Linked DNA regions of Mus musculus: region 1 is linked to region 2. Evidence: chromatin loops called from intact Hi-C (ENCODE). Cell type or tissue: gastrocnemius. All regions are shown on one strand. Each heading gives the region's core, and the rest is flanking DNA. Links, peaks and the distances in the headings are about the cores only.

Region 1 (5,415 bases), core at 1,602-4,101, 160 kb before region 2:
TGTGTTTACATTTTCACAAGCGCGCGTTCTAACATGGTTATCCTTATTCCTAATTTTTATCTGCGGCGTCTATGTGGGAATACGTTGCAGAGGCTGTTTTATCTTTCTTGCTTTTCCTCTTTGGAAAGGACTTTTTCCGAGGGCAGATAAGAGGAGGATCCCCAAGTCTTCTGTATAACTTTAGTTACAGTAAACTGTGCCACTTCAGTGACTTCTGGGAATTCATGCACTTTCACATTTAAATAGAAAGTGCTATTTGTGGCTGAGGGCTCCTAAAGGAATTCTCTTCAGGGAATTCTATTGACTTTTTTTTTAATATGTTTTGTTTTTAATTTTTCTATCTGGCTCGAGATGCCCACGGATTAAAAAAACAAACAAAACTGCTGGGTGTTTCCCTCTTCCCCAATTTTTCTTTTCCTGTGGTCCATGGGAGCTCGGGAAGGCTGGTACTCAAGGATGCTGGCAGGATGCAACCCCTCTCAGGCTTGCCTGCTGGAGGATGAAAGAGACTGAACGCGCGCGCGCGCGCGGCAGAGGGAGGGGACCTAGTTGTTTTGAAAGTTGCTTCGCTAGGGAGCTGGTGGGAAAGTTCAGTTTTCCCCATTTGGAAAAGGCAGACTGGGTTCCGCTCCTGCACCACACGTGTTTTCCATTTTTAGCTTCATTCAGACGCAGGCAGCGCCCCTGCCTCTTCCTCCCCTTGTTTGTGACACTTCTCTGAGACAGCTTTTCCACAGCTCTGAGGGTCTGGCGGCCATGACCCCGGGCGTCCCGGGACACAGGACGCAGCAGCGCCCACAACACATTTCTGCCTTGAGTGATAAAGCCAAGGATTGTTCAAAGGTAGCTGTTCTTTCTCTCCCGATGAGGTTAACATATACATATACGCTTTTTTTTTTTTTTTCAGCCAAAGGCTGCATTTTAAAACCGTGCTTCTTCAAGGCAGTCTACTTTACACGGCTTTGGACTCTTACTCAACTGTACAAGTACTCCAAGCTTTTAAAGTCTTCAGAGCACCGTGTTAGTCATAGCCTCTAAGAGGGAGGCACAGGAGCGCCGGACAATGGGGATTAAAAGCCTTTCCCTTCTCTTCCAGGCTGCCCCCAAGTCTAGCTCCGGCTCCGTGAAGTTTCAAGGACTGGCAGAGACTGGGATCATGAAAATGGACATGGAGGACGCTGATATGACTTTGTGGACAGAGGCCGAGTTTGAAGAGAAGTGTACATACATAGTGAACGACCACCCCTGGGATTCCGGCGCTGACGGGGGTACTTCTGTTCAAGCCGAGGCATCCTTACCAAGGAACCTGCTTTTCAAGTATGCTGCCAACAACAGCAAAGAGGTAAGCCGGCTGCCTTCTTGAAGTCTGACTGGCAATTGGGCCAGCTCTCCTACTACTATCTCTGAGAACCGTGAGAATTTATATGCATTGGCAAATAATTGATCGCTCCAGTGGCTGTTTTCCTTGCTTTCTCTTCAAACCAATTCCTATTCATTTCTTCCTCCCTTCAGCTGTCCTATACTAATTAGTAAACAGTTAAATTTTTTGGCAAGTTGACATGTCTTGGGAAAGCTAACTGGCAGCACTGGTGGGCAGCATGGTAAAGGGCTCAGTGCTTCACCCCCTGGCCCTCTTGGATGACAGTTTTAAAGGAAAGAAACTTCCTTAGAAAAAGAAGTTTTTCCTCTGCTCATGAGATGGCTTTATTCTTTTAACGAGCCAGCTTTATTAGCTGGGTTTCTAAAATTATTCTCAAAACCTTGACGTGTTTATGAACTGAAGAGATGGCATTAACCAGGAAGAGGGTCACGTAAAAGTGTCCTCTGTCAGGATGACTTCACTAACCACCCTTTACCTGTGGCAGCTCCCTGGCCTGGGCCAGGCCGGCAGGTCCATGTTTTATGGCTTCTGAAGTGGGTACACTCTTTGTATCAAAGACACAGAACACCTGAGGAGCACCTGATTTGTGTTTATATAACAATTAGAGTCGGCTGTGAAGTGATTTGCAAAATAACTCCTTGCTCTGAGAATCTGGCTGCTGCAGTTGCTCTCCTGATGGCTTAAGTTGCTGAGGCTAGCCCTCAGGAGACTTCCCACCATCACCATTGCCCACAGTGCTGTGGTTTCTGATCCTTGCTGTCTTTGGGGAGCAGTGAAAGGAGGGATTCTGTGTTGTAAGGATTCCAGATTTGCTCCTAGGACTATGCATTATGAAAGTGCCAGGTCACTTTCCTCCTTCCCTAAGCGACAACATGGGAAAGAAACTCCAGAGTTGGGGAAACACTGTCTCTTTCCTGTTTGTGTGTCTCAGTTCAGGGTTTGGGGGGGGAAGGAGGGAGGTGGCAAAGACCGAGAGCTAAACTTAAAGAGAGGAATTCTACCTTGTGTTTCACTAAAGCTCCACTCTTTGTTCTATTTCTGATGGGAGACTTATTTGTTTTATGAAAAGCAAATTTTAAATTGTAGTTTGTGTATAAATACCACCAAAAAAAATTGTAACCCCAGAGGTCACCCTTAATTATACCTCTTTCTGAAAACAATGTTCTTCTCAACAGAAAGCCTCTGAGTATGTAACCCGTGGAGTCAATGTGGCGTTTGTTTGGGTATTTGAGGTCTGGCTGTGGCTTTAAAAGGTGTAGTGTGTTCTCCCCCCATCAGATTTGCCTAAATATTGGTCCCTTCAAAAAGGGCCATTCATGTCCTGTTGTCTCTGTAGCCTGTTGGGATAGAAATAAAGACTCCTGGTTTTTTGTCATCGGCTCTGTTCTCCTTCAGAGTCCTTCTCAGCTCAGCCCTATAAAGTTTTTCAATTTTTGTTGTTCTACTGAAAACTATGGCTGAACGGAGTTATGCTATTAGATCATTTAGTTCAAGGTTCAGATAGTCAACTTCCCCGAAGGCTAGAGTTACAGCCAGGCCCAGACTGGGAGCAAAGTTCTCTGATTGCTCCAGGTGTTTCTAGATCATGCTACTCTGGTCCCTCTTGGTGTCACTGTGGCTTTATTTATCTTAGCATAATTCAGGCACAGCTTTTCACTAAGCCTGTTTGATTCTGTTTCTTTTCTGCTGAATTCCTTCCCATCTCTGTATGTTAAGCAACCAGAAAGAGGCAGCTCTTGTGTTTCTGACAGGGTGCCCTTCACAACACACAGAAAGTCAGGGTTCTTTGAGCCTACTCTATGTTTTACCGAAAGAAAAGTCAAATCGTTGTGGTAGCACCTCTTCGGTCCTCAATCATGAAAGCCACCAGGAAACAAAATTTAAGCATCATCCTATCCTAAGCATACACCAAAATGTGGGCCTGTTTTTCCCTTCTCTCCAGCGCCTTCTGTTTTGAACTTTGGGACAGGTCCCTTGGGGTGGTGAAAGAGAAGGACAGAATTGAGCCATTGAGGGTGTGATAGCTGCAAACCAGTTCCAGGCCAGAAGCATCTAGGATGGAGGAAGTGTTTACATTACCATTGTTCAGTTAGTTCTGTGAGTTCCATGAGCTGTAGAAACAGGGAAAGGCCTTTCTACGTGTAGCTTTTATCTGACTGATCTGGCTTGCCCATCTTTAAATGTTTTCATTAAAATAGCAAAAGCTGTTACTTTATGTACTGTGTGCTGACATCCTGGGGACTTTTTTTTTAAAAAAAAAAAAAACAAGATCATTTTTCATTATGAATTTGTGCTATGTGTCAGCACCTTCCCACCCCCACCCCCACCCCCTTGATTTAAAAACAAAACATGCAAACTGTATTTCTGATCTTAACATCAATTTTTAGCTCTGGCTCAGAATCATTCTGTTCTTTTATTGGGGCCGTTTGATCATTCTTACTTCCTATTTCCAGATCTAAAACCAAGTACAAGCACACTCTTCAAAACTTTTAGAACGTTTAACCGGGTGGGTTCTTCTTCCGTGGGATTTCCCCCTCGTCCTCCTGAAATAATCTCTGAATATTTGACTGCATTAAAAAAAAATCAGTTTTGACATTGGGAGAGCAGTATCCAGGACAACTTTCTGCTGTCAGCTGAGGTGGCTTGTCCTCAGGCACTGTGTGGCTCCTCTGACTCTGGTCTGAAGTTGAGTGGTGACAAACATCAGGCAGATCTAGGGACATGGTGTCCATTCTGATTGAAGTCCATTATTAAATTGAGCCATCTGTATGGAATCTCAGCACAACATGCAATTCCACCTCCGGACTTTTTTATTTGGTAGTATGTGCCAGAGTGCCACCACATCTCCCTTCACATAAAGATAACACGAAGCAGGAGACCTTTCAAAAACACCTGCTAATTCCTTTGAAAACTGGACTGAAGTACAGACTTGATATCTCGGTCTATACCCTTATAGTAAAAATACAGGAAAGGAAATCTAATTGTTGGGCGAGATTTGGGGAGGGGAAAAACAGCAAGTAATTAAAGTAACCTTAATTTGAAGTGAGGAAACTCAGGCCACTTTTGGAACTGAATAGTGTCTCCTTTCAAATCCCCCTGCTTTCTACTGGGCTCCTATATCGAACACTCTCTAAATGGCTGTTTGTTTTGAAAGCAAACAAACAGACCTATGCTGCCCTTATCATCCGACTTTCATTCTGTACTCCCACTCCCACTCACTCCATCCTGCACTGTAGGAATCTTTCTTTTCTAAAGTTAAAAAGAAGCTCTGCTTTTTGTCTCTGAGCTCCAGTTTGTGTCCTATAGCCAAAGCCACTGACAGAGACAGATGTGCCCAGGTGGCAGAGGGGTCGGCTCCGCAAGTCAAGCAAGCCATGAAGAGCTTCCGTGGGGCTGAAGCATGGGCAGCCTAAGGAGGCCTCTTTCTCTTCCTGATGGGTGTAGGGAAGGCACACAGCAGCCAGTCCCCAGGAGTAATTCTTTAGGACCCTGGTCAGTTCCAGTGAAGTTTCTTTCCTCAGTTAGGTGAGCACACTCTTGGTCTTTTTAGCAGTGTGCAACTCAAAGCACAGGTCAAGTTTCTCTGTGCCCTCTGCTTGTTCCTAGGGTAGGGCACTGTAAACAATGGGTTAGGAAGATGGGTTGGGCTAAGACACTCATCTGGATCAGTTTCCTGCTTTCCATTAAGAACAACCCTGGCTCTTACCCCCATCCTAAGACACCCCACAATCACCATAACCTTAGAGCCGCAGTTTCTATGTCTTCTTTGATTAAGGAATCAGACATGGATTAGACGTGAAGGTGTTTATTGTGTGTTGTTAGCATGCTGAACTTGAGATGGCTATAGGTGGTTTATTTGATGTTCTTTTTTCTGAGATAGAATCTTGAGATGTCTGTAGTCGGAATGCAGGCCACAAGCTGCTGATCTTCCTGCATGCTATGATTAGAGGCATGCACCACACCACACCTAGTGAGACAGGTGATTTCGAAGCTACAGGGTTCCTCTAACCTCAGAATGCTGAATTGTGTGTCTC
Region 2 (2,500 bases), core at 1-2,500:
ACTCACCTAAAGAGCAGGAAACCCCCTGGTCTGTGATAATATTATGTATGTATATCATATACAGTTACAGACTCTTAATACAGATTCAGAATAGTTATTACAAAAAGCATCAAAACCCTCTAGGCATGACTGAACTTGTCTATAATCCCAGCGTTCAAGAAATGGAGGCAGGATCCAGAATTCAATGCTTAATTTCAGCAACACAGAAAGTTTGACACCAACCAGGGCTATGTATAACCCTGCATTCAATAATGAATGGATGGATGGATGGATGAATGAATGGGAGGAATGAAAGAAGAGAGGGAGGGAGGGGGGGAGGGAGGGTCAAACAAGCCTGCATATTTAATGCTACCTACCAATCCTAGACTGAGCTGGAGAACAGACTCCCAAAAGTTGTCCTCTAACTGCACAAGCACTCAAATGGCATGGGTGGGCACGCATGGATGGTCCATACACTGGACACGACTGCCCCAAGTCATGCCATAGATATAAATGCCTCTTACCCAGAAAAATCACCACATTGAAGATTCACAAGTTATTTTTTACTGAGTAAATCAAGGGCAACACCAACAAAAAACCCAAGTAATTAAATGTACTCTCGCCTAGTTACAAGACCTGAGTCTGACCCTGACCCTGAAAAGGCCCATTTTACAAAATATTTTTTTAAATTCCCCAAACTCACAACCTTACAAAAATGAATGGAAAAGCTAAAAATGACAAAACATGGAGCCAAGGGAGTAATCTCCACATTATTTACAAACTGTGACGAGCATCCCGAGTTCTCAAGAGAGCTGCATGTGAGTGTGCACTGGACATCTTGTGTGAGTGTGCACTGGAGGTCACACGTGCTGCTCAGTCACTGCATCCTATTTACGTTTAAGGTCAGCAGGATTTTTTGGTTTGTTTTTCAATTCAGAAGTCAGTATTAACTTCTTACTTCTACAGTCCCCATTCTGAAAATGGTTTATACAATATTTAAAAATCACAGCAGAGATATATTTATCTTACAATTACCAAAACAAAAGAACTTTCTTAATTTTTTACTCAAATGTTGAAGATATAATTCATTTTCTTTCTTCTCCCCATTATCTTTCCCTGCAGCAGTAGGGAATTAAACCTAGGGCCTTGTATAGGTGAGGCCAGTATTCTCCTATTGAGCAACAAACCCAACTGATTTTACCCATTAATATGATATACTGCCAAAGTAGCCTTCAGAGAATATGGAACTGTTCTCTTAAGATAATTACAGTCTGCAAGTATCAAATACACGTAATGAATACTTAAGTTTCAGTAATACGAAACTTCACTCCTTAAACTGCAGTGTTAGAGCACCCTCTGCTGTCTAGTTAGGTCATTCCAAAAAGGACAGTTTTCAGATGGACCAACACTTCTGTATCTCAGATAACTTAAAAGTTAGCAACACAAATGCATGAGGGCTGGGGCTGGGCTCCATGACAAAGACAAAGCACTTGTAACCTACAAAGGACTATGACCTAGAACCTATCTATGCACCAATAACGGTTTTTCTTTTTTGAGACAGGGCCTCTCTATATAGCTCTGTCCTGGAACTCACTATGTAAACCAGGCTGCCCTAAAACTCAGAGATCTGCCTGCCTCTGCCTTCTGAGTGTTAGGATTAAAAGCATGACCGTTATGCTAGGCTTGTCCTTTAACTTGTTGGACATTCAGTCTGTCTACTACTTTTCTTAAATAGCTTTCTGTTATAATTTGGGCAAATTAAAATAAGCAACTAGGAAATTAGAGAACAGATTAAGGGGAAACTGTTCAGCAGATTGACAGCAGTTCAAGTCATGAGCTGAAGCTCTTGTCAAGGCAATCACTGGCATACACCTGTTATCTCAACAGCTGAGAGGCCACAGTCAGAAACACAGTGATCGACACAAGCTTGGATAACAGAGTGAGCATTCATCAGCCTGGGATACAGAGATCCTGACTAGGAGGGAAAAAGACTTTCAAGAGAGCTGAGAATAAAGTTCAGAGGAAGAGAATTGCCTACAATGCCCAAGACCCCTGGTTCAACCCCCAGTGATGGGTGGAGGCAGGATGCTTTCTCAAAGGATGTAGGAAGCTAACATAAGCCAAATCACTCTACTGAAGTAAAAAGAAGAAATTGGTCCAAACATTATTGATGTGGTATCTAGGAGACATGACCTTAAAAATATAACCTAGATCCTAGAAGTTAACTCCTTCTAAGTTGTCCTTGTCAGCGACACAAGATTATTTATACCTAAGTAATTTCCTTTATTTCTTAGCCTCTTTCAAAGCCTCTTCATTTTAATATTTCCAGATTGGGAGAAAGTGCCTTAACCTATTTGTATTTTTCAAATTTTATTTTTAAATCGTCCTAGTCAACACCTTTCTGCAACCAAATGGATGCAAATGGAAACATGAATGCAGGAACCCAGTGTATTTCCACCTCTCCCACAGCCTTCCCTTTGTAACTTCTCTACTTGAAACAGGTTGGAAGCACAATAAATAA

Evidence for each region. A loop is a pair of places that touch in the nucleus more often than their neighbours do. Peaks named below come from ENCODE experiments on the same cell type or tissue, not always from the same donor. Only the 100,000 strongest peaks of a DNase experiment are listed, where the experiment ranks them.
Region 1: a loop joins it to region 2, with 6 times the contacts of the local background. A loop is called at or near these places in 22 of 42 quality-filtered maps.

What each region holds. Positions count from the first base shown.
Region 1 is chr10:44,452,552-44,457,966 of GRCm38, reverse strand. Prdm1 (PR domain containing 1, with ZNF domain) reads left to right here. Exons shown (of 7, transcript NM_007548.4): 2 at 1,097-1,342. Among named protein-coding and RNA genes, the nearest start is that of Prdm1, 3.5 kb to the left of the region's middle. In gastrocnemius, for the core only: a CTCF peak has its summit at 2,984; no DNase peak of the experiment used is centred there; H3K4me3 peaks cover 1,851 bases; H3K27ac peaks cover 1,868 bases.
Region 2 is chr10:44,291,248-44,293,747 of GRCm38, reverse strand. The region is part of intron 3 of Atg5 (autophagy related 5); the gene reads right to left. Among named protein-coding and RNA genes, the nearest start is that of Atg5, 24 kb to the right of the region's middle. In gastrocnemius, for the core only: a CTCF peak has its summit at 1,335 (motif pointing left); no DNase peak of the experiment used is centred there.